Regions from separate parts of the Homo sapiens genome. Here region 2 is linked to region 1. A link is an interaction called in ENCODE POLR2A ChIA-PET data of the cell type or tissue named here. Cell type or tissue: HepG2. All regions are shown on one strand. Each heading gives the region's core, and the rest is flanking DNA. Links, peaks and the distances in the headings are about the cores only.

Evidence for each region. Peaks named below come from ENCODE experiments on the same cell type or tissue, not always from the same donor. Only the 100,000 strongest peaks of a DNase experiment are listed, where the experiment ranks them.
Region 2: POLR2A ChIA-PET joins it to region 1 with 6 read pairs; 5 of 35 experiments call an interaction of 5 or more read pairs at or near these places.

What each region holds. Positions count from the first base shown.
Region 1 is chr10:92,121,379-92,125,770 of GRCh38, forward strand. The region is part of intron 6 of CPEB3 (cytoplasmic polyadenylation element binding protein 3); the gene reads right to left. Among named protein-coding and RNA genes, the nearest start is that of CPEB3, 170 kb to the right of the region's middle. In HepG2, for the core only: no CTCF peak of the experiment used is centred there; DNase peaks (open chromatin) are centred at 903, 1,823, 2,813, 3,653 and 1 weaker place; H3K4me3 peaks cover 2,403 bases.
Region 2 is chr10:92,295,106-92,299,497 of GRCh38, forward strand. All of the region lies in intron 1 of MARCHF5 (membrane associated ring-CH-type finger 5), which reads left to right. Among named protein-coding and RNA genes, the nearest start is that of MARCHF5, 6.1 kb to the left of the region's middle. In HepG2, for the core only: no CTCF peak of the experiment used is centred there; no DNase peak of the experiment used is centred there.

The DNA.
Region 1 (4,392 bases), core at 173-4,172:
AATATATTATATATATATAATAGAGAGACAGCGCGTGAGCGAGCATGCACGCAAAAATGTGGCAAAATGCTAACAATTGGTGAATCTAGAAGAAAGCTATATAGGTGTTCACTGTATTATTCTTAGAGCTTTTTTGTAGGTTTGACTTTTTTTAAATAAAAATTTGTGGAAAAAAAACTACAAGGTCTCCCATTCTAAAAAGAGATGTGTATTTTTTTTTTTAAGGAATCAACAGTTCTTAAAATCAACTAATACTATTAGTGATGTATTTGTTTCAAGTACCAACTACAAATGGAAAAAAAAAAATTCAGCTTGTGGAGCTGTATCCTGAACCACTGCAGCATTCATAAAATGGCAGACCAAGGAATGGCTGGTTTTGGATTGAGACCAACCCTAGAAGGAAAGGTCCATGGCCTGGACAGACAGGCAGCTCTCTCCTCTCACAAAATCAAGCTTCCTATTACCAGTGACCTTCCTAGAGAAACCTAAAGGGCACTGCTCTAGCCAGAGCTGCCTGAGTTCAGACTTTTTTTGGTACAGGCAGTCTGTCCCAAACATTCTCTCTGACTTTGGCTTTCAGGTCAGAGGACTTATCTGGTTTGCCTCAGGAGACTTTTTTTGGATTCAATTCAAGGGTACCAAAAACATCTAGGAGATGCCAGGTATGATGCTAAGTACTGAGGTTGCAAAGATGAACAAGCCAAAGAAGAACCCTGATCCAGAAAAAATCAGACTGTCAATAACTAATAAGCAACATTAAAAGCACTATGTTGGAGGTATCTCCTACAGGACACTGGGGAGAAAAAAAGGGAGCAGATTTGTCCAAACATCAGGGAACACCAAAGAGCAAAGGCCATATCTGACCCAGAGGCTGATTACTTTTCCAGAGAGTAAAGGCATTCCAAGTTCAGGAAGGTGCACAGGCCACGGCATGGAAAGGCCAAAGGGTCAACTCACTTGGACAACGGTGAGCAGAGTTCATTAGTTAGAGTATAGGATTGAGAGTGGTGGGTGGTAAGAGTTGAAGCAGCTCATCAATCCCTGCCTGCAGCGGAGAGCACTCACTGTAGGTCTCTGAACTGGATCTCTTATTCATTTTCCTCTTGAATGAGGATACCTGATCTCCAAGATTTACTCAACACTTATGTAATCTACACACTGCAGGGGACTACTATCATGAGCAAATTCTTGTTCTTAAGGAGTTTATATACTAGCACTAGAAGATTGTATAGAATAAATTCACAGAGAACTCTGACTTAGGAACAATGCATTAATGATCCTAAGAAGTATTTTTGTAAACATATTTTTAAAAGTTGGACTTCACAGAAAGAAGAAAGATCACTTTCAGAGAAGACATGAATAGAGAAATCAGGAAAGGCTTTCTGTAGGTGGTGGCACAGGGGCCAGACCTTAATGGTACAACATAGGTGAAAACATTGAAAACACGGAGAAGACATTCCAAGGGAAACAACTAACCTAAGTTAAAATGTAGAGGTAGCTCTGCAGATAGATACTGCCTAAGTGCACGGATTCCTAAACACTCTGCTTAGATTCAGAACTAAACATATTTCTTTAACAATATTTACTGTGTGAGGCTGAGACTTGATTCTAGCCTGTTTTGTGTTTTCTACGACACTACCAACTTTCTTTGTGGGTTGGTTGCTTGGCAGCAGGGGTGGGAATAGTTGGGAATGGACAAGAAAACAAGCCGGCAGCGTAGAACCACCTCAGAGTTCAAAATTGGTAATCTACTTCCTGTGTTCTTAGCAAAGTCTTGCAGTCCAGGGCAGTGACCTGGGGCATTTGGACTTAAAATCTGCTGTTTACATAATCACACATTCCCTATATAAAGAGGTCCTTGTGAAGTCTGCCAATCTGTCAGTTCTAGTCACAGTCAGTTCAAACAAGCACCTGACCAAGGAAACTGAGACCAGACTGGGGGTGTGGGAGAGAACTGGTCAAACTCGTTGGGTAATTTTATGATTACTGAGCATTACATTTAAGTCACAGGCAAGGACCAAGGACGCTAAGATTATTCAACACCTAATAAGCCTAAGTATTGTGTTAGTGCTTTCACACACTGCCTCACATAATCCTCTTAACAACCCAACGAGTAGTATTAACTCAGATAAGTAAACTGAGGCTTAAAGGTTAAATTACTTGCTCAATGTCATATAGCTAGTAAATGCTGATGCCCACATCTGAGTCCACAAACCTAGCTTATGCCCCACTGCCTGTTACACTCCCTCAGTCAGCAAACAACTGGGGAACTCTGTTTCAATCCAGGTGATGCTCTCCTACAGACAGATGAAGCTTTAGTCTGGCCTTGTGCATATACTGCCTGAGCTTTGATAGTCTTAATTTCTTCGCCTCCCTGGACTTTAACATTCCTCTGATCAGTTCTTAATGCTGTTTCAAATGAGTTTTTTTCTGTGCCAGTCTTCTCAAGACTGAAGTGGGTCCATTCTCCTTTGAAAGACAACCCAGGTCTTTGCTCTCAGTTTTCAAAAAATTTCACCAGACCCTCCTAGCTGGCTTCCCATTCCTAACTCTGCAATTAACATATCCTCTGTTGGTCTCACCTGCTCACAGCCTTAGCCCTATCTAACTACTGTCAGCAAGTCCCAACCCAAGCTATATCCTCTTCTAAAACATCCTCTCTGCCTCAGTCTGCCAAATTTCCACCTTCCATTTCAGTTCCTAAAGTCTATTTTTTCCTCAATAAAAGTTCTCATCAGGAGGAGTTATGACTTCTCTGAACTAAACAAGCATTTCCCCCCATCCCATCACCTCTGCCTGGTCATAGCACAGTGTGTACTTAGGTGACCTTGAACAAGATGTTTCTGTTATTTACGTGGCTGCTCAAGCTTTGTCCTGTGGACTATATATTCCTAATGACTTCTTTCTGTACAGTCCCTCAAACTGTAAATGCTTTGAAAGCAAAGACTAACTTTATAGTTCATCTTCAATACAATGCTGAAGAGACAAGTGTTTATAAAAGTGTAAACTGAGAGTGTGCTAAGCTTTTAAAAGCAAAGATAGATGGACTCCATCTGTCAAAACAGAACAAAACAAAACAAAAAGCCCACCCTTGCTATCACACAATGCAGTTTCCATGTTTTTACAAGAAAATCCTTCCTGGGTATGAAAATCACAATCAAGTAAAATATTAAAATATAGGGTTCATAAATCACCAAACAGTGTGAGCACTATAAGCCAGGACCTGATTTTTTTTTTTCTTAAAGGAAGACAGAATGTTACTCAAAAGATGACGAACTGCAAAAGGTTAAATACAGGCTAAAACCCTTGGCTTCCCAACTTGATCAGTTTACGTAACTCAGAAGGTGGAAAAACTTGGAATCTGGCCTAAAATAACACTGACTTATTTCCATTCAAGTTATGCTACAAGGGAAAAAATGTGAAGTTTGAAAACTTTCCTTTCCAAAGCCAGATTTAGACAAGTTGAAGGAAAAAGAAATAAATGCTACACTGCAGCCCACTGCAGCTCCACAATGGCCTGTTTTTGCCCACTCAAAGTAGATTCCTCTTCCTTGTTCCTCAAGCAGGATCTCCTTAGCTAGCTGGCTTGTGTTCAAACTGAATAGTATGTGGCCTGGCTTGTGCCAGGTTCACAAACCATGCTGGTATTGCATAAACTTCCACAACTACATGACCTTGGTTAAGAGCACCAGAGGGCAAGCCAGCCTAGCCAGTGCAGAGGACGTATAGAATCACCAGCAGAAATAGCCATCCAGGAATACAAACTTTTCTAAAAGTGGGTGGGAATCATTAGTGCACAAGGGTTTGGTCACTCTTGTATAAAGCTGTGTGCCTATTACTATTTCTGTTCACCTGGACCCTGTGCCCCTAGACTGCTGAAGCTGACACTGTAAGCTGCCCAAGTAAGCTGAGAATGACAGCTTCCTCCATTCCACTGCCAGCATCATTGGCTTCTGAAATCAGTTTCAGAGCCAGATGGCCAAACTCATGTACAACATCTGTAGCTGGCTGCCATCATTGCCTTTGCCCAAGAGGCCTCAACAGTGGTAGCACAGCTGTGCTCATTGCACAGCAGATGCCAGCTCCTTTCCCTGGGCCCATATTCTCTGTCCCACTATGAGAGGTGAGGCTATTGCAGTATCAGGATCAGCTGTTAGTGCAGAACAAGGGGTAGAAGGCTCAGGGTGGACAGGCATTTTTTGGTAGCTCCAGTGACAGCAACTTTGGAGATGGAATATTTTCCCAGTGGGCAATGAGGGAGGTTATGCTATCTATCATCAAGCTTGTCATGTCCATCTTATCTTCCTAGTGGCCACATTCACAGCTACATGCTAAAGGAAACAGACTTTTTTTTTTTTTTAAGACAGGGTCTCACTCGGTTGCCCAGGCTGG
Region 2 (4,392 bases), core at 137-4,136, 170 kb after region 1:
GAGTGTCTTCATATGCCCAGTACTATTCTAGGCCCTTGGTATATAGTGGTGAATTGAACATAACAAAAATGCCCTTATGGAGCTTCAATTCCAGGGGTGTTTGTGTTGTCTAAACTGTCAAAGTGAAGACTATTTTAATTGTAATATGAATGGTATGTTCAATTTATACCATTTAATCTTTCAGGGTTTTTAAACTAGAGGCAACTTTTCTTTTTTTTTTTTTTTTTTTTTTTTTGAGGCGAAGTCTCACTCTGTCACTTGGGCCAACTGGTGACAACTTCTTTTATTTATTTATTTATTTATTTTTTATTTTTTTTTTTGAGACAGAGTCTCGCTCAGTCGCCCAGGCTGGAGTGCAGTGGCGCAATCTTGGCTCGCTGCAAACTGTGCCTCTTGGGTTCACGCCATTCTCCTGCCTCAGCCTCCCGAGTGGCTGGGACTACAGGCACCCGCCACTAAGGCCAGCTAATTTTTTTGTATTTTTAGTAGAGACGGGGTTTCACCGTGTTAGCCAGGATGGTCTCGATCTCCTGACGTCGTAATCTGCCGGAATTGACCTCCCACAGTGCTGGGATTACAGGCGTGAGCCACCGTGCCTGGCCTGTGGCAACTTCTTAATAGCTGAAGTTGAATTCCCTTGTCCTTTGCAAATAACTCACTTTAGTTTAGCTATTATTTGTTTATATTGGTAACTTTGATTACTGTAATATTTGTAGGTGGAAAGAATACATATACATACGTATATATATACATACATACATATATATATGGAATTTTTTTTTTTTTCATGGAATTTCGCTCTTGTTGCCCAGGCTGCTGGAGGGCAGTGGCGCGATCTCGGTTCACCACAACCTCCGCCTCTCGGGTTCGCGTGATTCTCCTGCCTTAGCTTCCGGAGTAGCTGGGATTACAGGCATGTGCCACCACGCCTGGCTAATTTTGTATTTTTAGTAGAGACTGGGTATCTCTATGTTGGTCAGGCTGGTCTCGAGCTCCTGACCTCAGGTGATCCACCTACCTCTGCTTCCCAAAGTGCTGGGATTACAGGGGTGAGCCACCACTCCTGACCATATGGATATATATTCTTTGGATTGCCTTTCGTTTTTATAAACTATAAGTGTTTTATGTAAATTTATTATTTGAACCTTTTAAGTTGTTGTGGGGAAACAAGAATGGTGGAAAGGGGGGTGATTTTTCTAGTGTCGTGAATGTTTCAGTGTCACAAATATCATTTCCCTGAAATGATAACCATTCATAAGCCCAAACCCTTTATGTCAGGCCTTTTGAACCTTAGTTAGCTCTTCTGTCTTTCATTGCTTCAATTCTTTAATAAGAAGTTGTTATATATTACTTTCTCTTTGACCACCGACATTCTCATTTTTCTCTAAAACTTCTCAAAGTTAGGAGTGAATTTACAGAGAACAATGCAAAGAATATTATAACAAACTGCAGGAATGGACCTCTGATTTGAAGCCTGGACCTACTGAGAAATGCTTTTGGAAACTACTTCTGCTTCCCCCGTCTTAAAATAAACACGCATTAATTTGTTGAGGTTGTTTTGCATCACTTACTTGCATCTAGTAAATAGGCAAGGAGTGTAGCCAGAATGTCCCCAGAATGGTCAGATGGCAGAAAGAGCAGAGAGAGTGGTCTATTCTTCCAGCCCCCTCCCACAATGGTATAGTGAATTAGAATTCTGCCTCTGTGAGAGTGTTATCCACAGATGTATACCCCTTTGAAGACCAAGGAAGCTATACTCTGATAGGAGCATGCTGTATAAACAATTTCACATTTTCTTTGTCAGTTGACCTCTTTTTCTCAATCACATCACCATGTTGACAATTACAGACCAATGCCCAGAATTAAAAATCATCATCAATTATATTTATTTCCAGATATATGTAAAAAATGGAAACATCATAGATAAAATTAAATCCCCTTTGACCACCATCCCCAATGGCATATCTTCTCATCCCCACTCCACTATCATAAAATGGGTTTATATTCTTCCATCCTTCTTGGTTTAATGCTTTTATATAGAAAAGTATATTAATAGACTACTTTTTTTTTTTTTTTTTTGAGTCAGGGTCTTACTCCATTGCTCAGGCTGGAGTGGAGGGTCACAGTCACGGCTCACTACAGCCTCAACCTCCCAGGCTCAAGTGATCCTCCCACCTCAGCTTCCAGAGTAGCTGGGACTACTGGTGTGCACCACCACACCTAGCTGATTTTTTGTATTTTTTTTGTGGAGATGGAGTTTCACCACGTTGCCCAGGCTGGTCTCAAACTCCTGGGCTCAAGTGATCCGCTCGCCTCGGCCTCCCAAAGCTCCCAAAGTGGGGGACTACAGGTGTGTTCCACCACATCCAGCTTTCAACTTTTTTTTTTTTTTTTTTTTTTTGAGACAGAGTCTCACCCTGCCACCCAAGCTGGAGTGCAATGGCGTGGTCTCGGCTCACTGTTGCAACCTCCACCTCCTGAGTTCAATTGATTCTCCCACCTCAACCTCCCAAGTGGCTGGGACTACAAGCACGTGCCACCACACCCAGCTAATTTTTTGTATTTTTAGTAGAGACAGGGTTTCACTGTGTTGGCCAGACTGGTTCAAACTCCCGACCTCGTGATCCACCTGCCTCGGCCTCCCAAAGTGCTGGGATTTCAGGCATGAGCCGCCACACCTGGCCTTTTTTCTTTTTTAATCCAGTCTCGTTTATGACATTTAGATTCTTATTTTCTCTTTATTATTTTTCCTGATAATTTGACTTTCATTCCCCTTTCTTGTCATTAGCTCTACTGAAAGTGTACTGAAGGGCTGGGTGCAGTGGCTCACACCTGTAATCCCAGCACTTTGGAAGACCGAGGCAGGCCAATCACTTGAGCTCAGGAGTTCAAGACCAGCCTGGCCAACATGGCGAATCCCCATCTCTACAAAAAATACAAACATTAGTAGGGCATAGTGGCACATACCTGTAATCTCAGCTACTCGGGAGGCTGAGGCACAAGAATCGCTTGAACCTGGGAGGCAAAGGTTGCAGTGAGCTGAGATCGTGCCACTGCACGATCTCTCTCTCTATATATGTATATGTATACTAAAGGTCACCAATAATTTCTTAGTAAATATAATGACATTTTCTTCAGGACTTTTTATCCTTCAGAATCACGTTACCTTTTTCTTCCTTCAATTTCTATGTATGGTTCAATTCTCAGCATTTACTATTTTGAGAAAGTACACTTACTCACTCTCTTTCCTGTTTATTCAAACAACTCCCAGATCTGTGTCTTTATTCCTGACCTCTTTTCCTCATTTCCTTTAGCACCTAATTTCTACCTGCCCAGTGGACATTTCCATTTGTGTGTATACAGTATTGCCAATCAATCTAAAACTAAGCTACTTATCTTGACTTCTCAATTTTTGGTCTTTGATATTACCAGTCTTCTTGTCCACCAGCTATAAAACATAAATTTTATTTGTTTGTTTGTTTTTGAGACAGGGTCTGGCTCTGTCGCCCAGGCTGGAGTGCAGTGGCCCATCTCGGCTTACTGCAACCTCCATCCCCCACCCTCCGGCTCAAAATATCCTCCCACCTCACCCTCCTGACTAGCTGGGACTGCATGTCCAGCTAATTTTTGTATTTTTAGTAGAGACGGGCTTTCGCCGTGTTGCCCAGGCTGGTCTCAAACTCCTGAGCTTAAGTGACCCTCCTGCCTCAGCCTCCCATAGTGCTGGGATTACAGGCATGAAGCTAGCCAAAACATAAGTTTTTCTTGTTTTCTTTGTTTTTGTTAAAGAAACAGGGTCTTGCACTCCCAGGCTCAAGCCTCCCAAGTAGCTAGGAGCACAGGGCAAGCCAGCATGCCCAGCTAATTTTTTTTAAACTTTTTTTTTTTTGGTGGGGAGGGGGATAGAGACGGGTCTCACTATGTTGCCCAGGCTGTCTCAAACTCCTGTTCTCCACCAATCCTACCTTGGCCTCCCAAAGTGTTAGGACTACAGGTATGAGCTACCTTGCCCGGCCTATTTACATTTTTTTGCTGCCTTCTTTCCTTCCAGATCCACTTGTTCATCACATATTGTTGATTTTCCTTTTTCTAGCTTCAATTTTTCACTTGGTCCAGTTTGGCCTACAGAGTGGCACTAGAATTAGCGAAGGCACAATTATAATCATGCGATTTCTATACTTAAAAATCTGCCAGTCTCTGTGTCACGTAAAAGGATAAAACGTAAACTTTCAACGGGGTAACGTGCTTTGATCTGTTACTATAATCCAGCCCCAACCTACCTTAACCATCCTTTCCTGCACTCCCCTTCATTGACCCCTGAACATATCCTGCTCTTTCATTTCTTTATTTTTGCTTTAGGTGCCTTCCTCCCTCCTAACACCTGGTGAAGTC